Linked DNA regions of Homo sapiens: region 2 is linked to region 1. Evidence: chromatin contacts called from ENCODE Hi-C or POLR2A ChIA-PET data. All regions are on one chromosome and are shown on one strand. Each heading gives the region's core, a stretch centred on a gene start or an enhancer-like site at or near the end of the contact. The rest is flanking DNA. Distances are from core to core; before and after follow the strand shown.

What was found. A loop is a pair of places that touch in the nucleus more often than their neighbours do. ChIA-PET counts read pairs that join two places held with the same protein, here RNA polymerase II (POLR2A). Pooled maps may share reads with other maps.
Region 2: a loop to region 1 is called in a pooled map, with 5 times the contacts of the local background. The contact joins the enhancer-like site here to the promoter of LINC02693 in region 1. A Hi-C loop is called at or near these places in 7 of 50 pooled maps. POLR2A ChIA-PET finds 5 or more read pairs at or near these places in 2 of 52 experiments (PC-3 and activated CD4-positive, alpha-beta T cell).

The regions. Positions count from the first base shown.
Region 1 is chr17:21,549,999-21,553,404 of GRCh38, forward strand. It overlaps LINC02693 (long intergenic non-protein coding RNA 2693), which reads right to left and starts at 1,680. Exons shown (of 2, transcript NR_160801.1): 1 at 998-1,680. RefSeq lists a silencer at 1,574-1,743.
Region 2 is chr17:21,097,485-21,100,890 of GRCh38, forward strand. No RefSeq gene overlaps it. Among named protein-coding and RNA genes, the nearest start is that of LINC01563, 24 kb to the left of the region's middle. RefSeq lists enhancers at 1,376-1,992, 1,792-2,086, 1,993-2,610, 2,005-2,214 and a silencer at 1,792-2,086. Within about 2 kb of position 1,612, at least 7 of the 41 ENCODE cell types and tissues checked have a DNase peak (open chromatin) inside an H3K27ac peak, as active enhancers do; they include PC-3, where a contact is called at or near this core.

The sequences.
Region 1 (3,406 bases), core at 430-2,929:
GAGAACCCCAGAATTCTGGGGTCATAGCCCGAAAGGACTCCTCAGCTCCAAATTTACTTGAAGTTACAGCTTCCATCTTTAAATTAAATGGGATTTTTTTTTTTTTTGCCATCTATTTCATCATACAGGATGTGACACAGAATATATCTGAAAGTATAACTTTCCTGGAAGAACACATCTTAGTTTTTAATATCTAAACTGTATAGCAGCTATTTATCTCACAAAACATTTTTCAGGCTGAGTGCGGTTGGTGACTCACGCCTGTGATTCCAGCACTTTGGGAGGCCAAGGCAGGAAAATTGCTTGAGTCTAGAAGTTCGAGGCCAGCCTGGGCAATGTGGGGAGATGTAGTTTCTACAAAAAATTTAGAAATTAACAGGCATGGTGGCACAAACCTGTGGTCTCAGCTACTGGGGAGGCTGAAGCAGGTGGATCGCTGGAACCCCTTTCGTGGTGCAGTTTGGGCAAAAGAGCAAGAACCTGTCTCAAATTTTTTGGCTGATGGTTGTAGACATAATGTTTGAGCTTTCAAAAATTACAACATTTTAAACTAAATAGTTTGCTGGAAAAAACCACATGTTCCTTCCAGAAACAACTGGTAGACCATCAGGATCATGACAGTCACTTCAAAAAGCTTTGGTGTGTTGACAAAGGGGAGGTTCACGTGTGATGTTGCTGGTCGCACAGCTACTGCATCCAAGGCAAATGCATGTTAACAACCATATCAAATGTGGGTGACCAAGTGGCAACATTTAAGCATTTTACATCCTAACTTATGTGCAACTTAAACCTACTGCCACACTGTGAGTTAGGAAATTGGTAGGTTTTTTTCTATTGACTTGTTGTGCCCTATAATTTTTCCTATTTAAAATAATGGGAAACAAGTTTTCAGTTTTTTTCTCAGAAAAAGTCTGACATTTCAGGCACAGATATGTCTGACAGTTATTACCAGCAGAAGAGTTTCTAGCCTTTTCATCGTAAAATTTTAATTACTTACCTTGGAAATTACTTAACTTCGTTCCTTCCAAATCTGGTAGTAAAATGGGTGCTCCAGAAAGCTGTGGCACGGATATTCTGCTGCTTTGCTCGTCTCTGCACAGACCTGGGGCTTGAGGAGCCTGCAGCCACGAAGTACAGGACGTCATCAGAATGGAAAAGCGATCCAGATGGTCCCGCAGGCGCAGTGCTGGGGCGTAAAGTGCAGCCTGTGCACGGCGGGTGGGAGGCGCGCGGGCTCGCCGGGGCTCGGGACTGTGTTCTTGCAGCCGAGAGGCCCACACAGGACAAGGAGGCCTGACCCAGGCTGTTGGAGCCCGCGAAGAGGGGGTGAAACTCCAAGGGGCGTAAGGGTGATCACACGTGCGGCCAAGCTTCCCGTCTGCATGGCGAGGGGCTGGGCCTTTCCGTCGTGATTTTTCTCCCATTATGCCGGGCGCGTAGCGGGCCCTGGGGCGGCGGGACCGGTGCGGGCGTTCAGTCAGCCCGGGGTCCTGGAGGCCGGCGGGGGGATTCGCAGCAGCCCGAGGGACGGATGGATGGCAGAAAGGAGTCTCTACTTCCAGGTTCCCAGTGATCGCTATGTTCCTTACAAGCAGTAAACTCACGACTTCAGACACCCGCCACGGAGCTCCGCGCGCAGTCCTCAAACAGCCAGCCACGCCGGCCGGGCGCACAGCGCATGCCCCGGGGTCGGGGCGGGGCGGAGGAGACGGGGCGGGGCGGAGGGGACGGGGCGGGGCGGAGGGGACGAGGCGGAGCCGGGCGGGGTTGAGGGGACGGGGCGGGGCTTGGCGGGGGCGGAGCCGCCCAGCGCTGAATCCAAATCGTATCTAAGCTATTTTCTAGCTCTGACATCGTATACATCACTGCATACGTGAATAGCATGCCAAATACTGTATAAACCAATACTGGTTTTTTTCTTCTCGGGAGGTACTATATAAATAAAGCACGTACACGGTATCTAATATCAGAACATTCAAATCCCATATTGAAAAGATTATAAATTGACCATAATCCTATAATTCTGTTTAGCAACAGTGCGTTCCTTCTCAGTCTTCACTTTTAAAATATCTAAGAGGCTCGATGTCTTGAGGCTTTTTCTTTTTAAACCCAACATCCTTTTTCACATTTATTAGTTTAGTACTTTGGTTTTACTCAATAAAAAGGTGGGGTTAAAAAAATCTGAATTATTCTGCAATGTTTCAGGCAACAGAGGCTGAAAACAACACTGTTAAGGCGGGGGGACAATTCTTATACTCTGTGAGTCTTCTTGTTTAATTTTCATTAAATTTCCAGAATAATAAGCGTAGGATAGCTAACGTTTGTCTTTGCGTCGTAGATTAGTTAACCTTTACTGAATTCACAATATGGCATCAGAGATTTAATCTGCATTTCCTAATTCTTATAAATTAAAGCTGAAGTTTAAGCTTCATTCGCACGTCACAAATACCACTTGCCCTGAATAAATAATGTTTTTAGAAGTGAGCATTCCTGATCTCCCTGTTTGTTAAGAATTGTCTTCTTTTTTCAGCTGCTACTCTGCTAAGACAAGAGTTAGCCCCTGAGCTATGTTATCAGTTCAAGGCTTTGCAGATAGCGCTGTATCGTGGGGGAAAAATGAACATGGTTTTCAAAAAGGAGGAGAACATTTCTATAACGTTGAGACTTTTAGTAATCAGGGCTATTGATGTCAGATGGCTGTTGGGACAAATGACATCATAAAAAATACAAAATTTAAAATTATGTTTGTTTATGTTTGTTTGTTTTCAGATTTCTTAGTAGTAAAGGGGCTGTGTTTTCACTCAGGCTTATATGATGATGACATTTCTCAGACCAGCAGCTATCTGCTAGCATTCTGTCCTGGACTTGGGGTGCACCTGTGACAGTAGCTGGGCTTGTCATCCAGTGAATAGCTCATAGTTGACTCCTCTCCATCAGTATAAGCATGGGTGTGGGTGACTGCATGGTAGAGGGGGCCGGGGTAGCCAGGGACCAGAGGTTAGTGAACCATTGGGTAAGATGTATAACTGTTACTCAGGCTCATAATTTTTCAACTTTTTCAGATAGTAATAACAAGAAAGTCCATCCTTACCAGTGTCAGTCTCTGTTTTAAGTGTTGTTCATATATTACCTCATTTAATTATCACACCAACCCTATGAGACTCAGAATGTAAATAGGCTACTGAGGTCACATTGCTGGTGGATCTTAATCTCAGGCCAGCTTGGCTCCTAAGTGTGTGTTCTCACTCTATTGCCTCTAGAACAGGAAGGAATATATGGATACTGTAAATTGTTAAAGAACAAGTTGAAAGAATTTTATTTCCGGCAACATGGGCTGACAAGAACCAGAAAACAACAAAAACTTCTGGAATACATATCAAGAACCATTTTAAAAAATGTATCAATG
Region 2 (3,406 bases), core at 362-2,861, 450 kb before region 1:
AGGAGCCCCCCACCACACCCGGCTAATTTTTTTGTATATTTTTAGTAGAGACGGGGTTTCACCATGTTAGCCAGGATGGTCTCAATCTCCTGACCTCATGATCTGCCCGCCTCAGCCTCCCAAAGTTCTGGGATTACAGGCTTGAGCCACCACGCCCAGCCATCAAATACTGTAGAGATATATTCTTTTTCTTCACTCTCTTTTTTCTTAGGGGGTTGCCTCTGCTTTGCTGGTGCCCTAAGTGTGTGCTCAAACTATATGGTGGATGCTCCAGCCTGGGGTAAGGGTGTTTTGGGCAGAGGGAGGAGAACATGAAAATAAGTTAAACAGCAAGATTAGGTACACTTGGATGGGTAGAAACCAGAGGGAGAATGGTGAGACACGATGCTGGAAGGCTGATAAGAAACAGATCAGGAAGAGCCTTGTGGGCCAATCATAATACTGAGCATCAATAACAATAGCACGCATTCTGTTGTTCTTAGTATTCTAAGCACTTTTCATAAGCACACATTTAACCACTCAACAACCCTGAGAGATAGGTAATATGATGGTTTTTTTTTTTCTGAGACAGTCTTGCTCTGTCGCCCAGACTGGAGTGCAGTGGCGTGATCTTGGCTCACTGCTACCTCTCCTGGGTTCAAGCCATTCTCCTGTCTCAGCCTCCCAAGTAGCTGGGATTACAGGCGAGCGCCACCACTCCCGGCTAATTTTTTTTTTTCAGTAGAGACGGAGTTTTGCCACATTGGCCAGGCTGCGATTATTTCATTTTATGGATGAGTTAAACTGGTTAAATACTTTCTTCAGGCTCACACTGCTAGTAAGAGGCAGAAATGTGATTTGTGCCCAGGAAGTCTGGCCCCAGAACCTGCTCCCTTAACTGCATATTACTAATCAAAGGAGTGTGCACTTCAGCCTGAAGGTGAAAGTGAGTGATTTCCTAGAATATGAAATTTGATTAAAACAAAAGTAGAGAATTTCACTAAAACCTTCTGGCCTGATTTTGGATACCTTGGGAAATACAAACTCAAGAATGAAATGTTACATCCTTTTTTTAAGGTATACTATACATATGATTGTAACTCATGCCTGTAATCCCAACATTTTGGGAGGCCGTGGCGGGAGGATCACTTGAGGCCAGGAGTTTGAGACCAGCCCGGCCAACATAGTGAAACCCTGTCTCCACTAAAAATACAAAAATTAGCCGGGAGTGGTGGCTCACGCCTGTAGTCCCAGCTACTCAGGAGGCTGACGCAGGAGAATCACTTGAACCCGGGAGGCAGAGATGGCAGTGAGCCGAGATCGCACCACTGCACTCCAGCCTGGGCGACGGAGCGAAACTCCATCTCAAAAAACAACAAAACATCAATCTTAAGAGTACAAACTTACGAGTTTTATACATGTGCACACCCATATAATCATTACTCGAATATCACAGACATGATGTTGGGTGAAAGAAGCCAGATGCAAAGCGTACCCCTTCATGAAGTCCAGGAACTGGTGATGGAGGTGCTAGAGGACAGAAGAGTGGTTATCTGGGGCTAGGCATAGTGACTGGGAGAAGGGCATGAGAGAGCCTCGGGGTGTGGAAACCGGCTTTTCGGGTCTGCAAGGGTCGCTGGGAAGTGTAGTCTTTTGTTGGGGGCGGAATGAGCTGCTAAAAGGCAGGGTCCTTTTACACCAACGTTGATAGAGATCGATATTTATTCCTGCTACACTGACAAAAAGGAATTGTACACGAAGAAAAAAGGCAGACATTTAGAGAAGAGGAATTAACGGGCAGGTTCATAGGAGGGCTGCTAGAATCTATCAATCTCACACTACCGTTTCCTTTTTCTTTTTTTTTTTCTTTTTCTTTTTGGACCTTGCGTCTTTTCGCGCCAAAGTCCTAGAGACAGAGCCTGATTGGCCCAGCCACGACCTGTGCCCATCCATTGGTGGAGACCTCTTGATTAACAATCTTTCAAATTTCCGGAGCGACCGAGGGACTGACTGACAGCCTCGGGAGCTTACGCGCATCCCTGAAGCGGGCGCCAGCAAGTCCTTGGGGAAAACGCTGCCTGTACCCAAACCATAACCACGCGCTTGTCCCCTGCGAAGTGCTTCCCGAAAGACCCCCAAGGCAATTTTAAAGTTGCGGACACCTGAACCTGCTCCAGAGCTGGCTGGAAGCAGGAGCTGCCTCCCCAGGATGGGGCAGAATTTGCATCTCTCCACTTTCAATTTAAGGTGAACAAAGCAGAAAAGCAAGTAACTTATCACGATCAAAATGCAACATCTGATTCCCTTACACCTACCAGGAGGACAGTGCCTATTCCACACAGAGCCAGAAACCTGGAGAGAGGAAACAAAGAATGTAAGTGAATTCTAGGCAGCAAGCATTTTTCCATCCCTCAGCTAAGAGCCCTGCCACCACCTGTCCGTCTTCAGTAATACACTGGTTGACACTTTTTGAGACCCCAATATAGCGCTGAGCACTGCCCAACCTAAAAATGACTATTATTTTCCAGTCACTTTTTTTTTTTTTTTTTTTTTTTTTTTTGGCAGAGTCTTGCTCTGTTGTCCACGCTGGAGTGCAGTGGCGTGATCTCGGGATCTCGGCTCACTGCAACCTCCACCCCCCCGGGTTCAAGCGATTCTCCTGCCTCAGCCTCCCGAGTAGCTGGGATCACAAACTCGCGCCACCACGCCTGGCTAATTTTTGTATTTTTAGTAGAGACGGGGTTTCACCATGTTGGTCAGGCTGGTCTCAAACTCATGACGTCATGATCCACCCGCCTGGGCCTCCCAAAGTGCTAGGATTACAGGCGTAAGCCACTGCGTCCGGCCTAATTTTTTGTATTTTTAGTAGAGACAGAGTTTCACTATGTTGGCCAGGCTGGTCTCGAACTCCTCAGGTGAGCCGTCTGCCTCGGCCTCCCAAAGTGCTGGGATTACAAGCCTGAGCCACTGCGCCAGGCCCAGAGTCACTTTATAGATAAAAAGCCCTATAACTTCAAAGATCAATACCTAAATTACAAGGGGAAATTAAGTATTCATAAACAGATTAAAATATGCTTTAAAGTTCCATGTAACCATAACCTTTCTTCAAAAGGTTATTAATGCTTAATCTGTGCCAAAAAGTCACATTGAATATACATAGAATTTATGTTCTTTGTAGCAAGATTCAGGGTGGTTTGGATAATTAAGACGAATATGTGAGTAATTGTTCCTGAAGGCTCCATGTGTTTGGAGCTATAAGAATATTCCACATTCTGAGAATGTGGAAATTACTTTCAGTCTGGGAAAGGAGGCAGGGTTAGGGAAGCCTTCATGCAGGAGGTGGTATGACAACATCATCACTTCCTCAGTATTTCTGTATTGCAGTCAATAAATGTCTGTATGAAAAGCACATAGCACCGTGGCAACA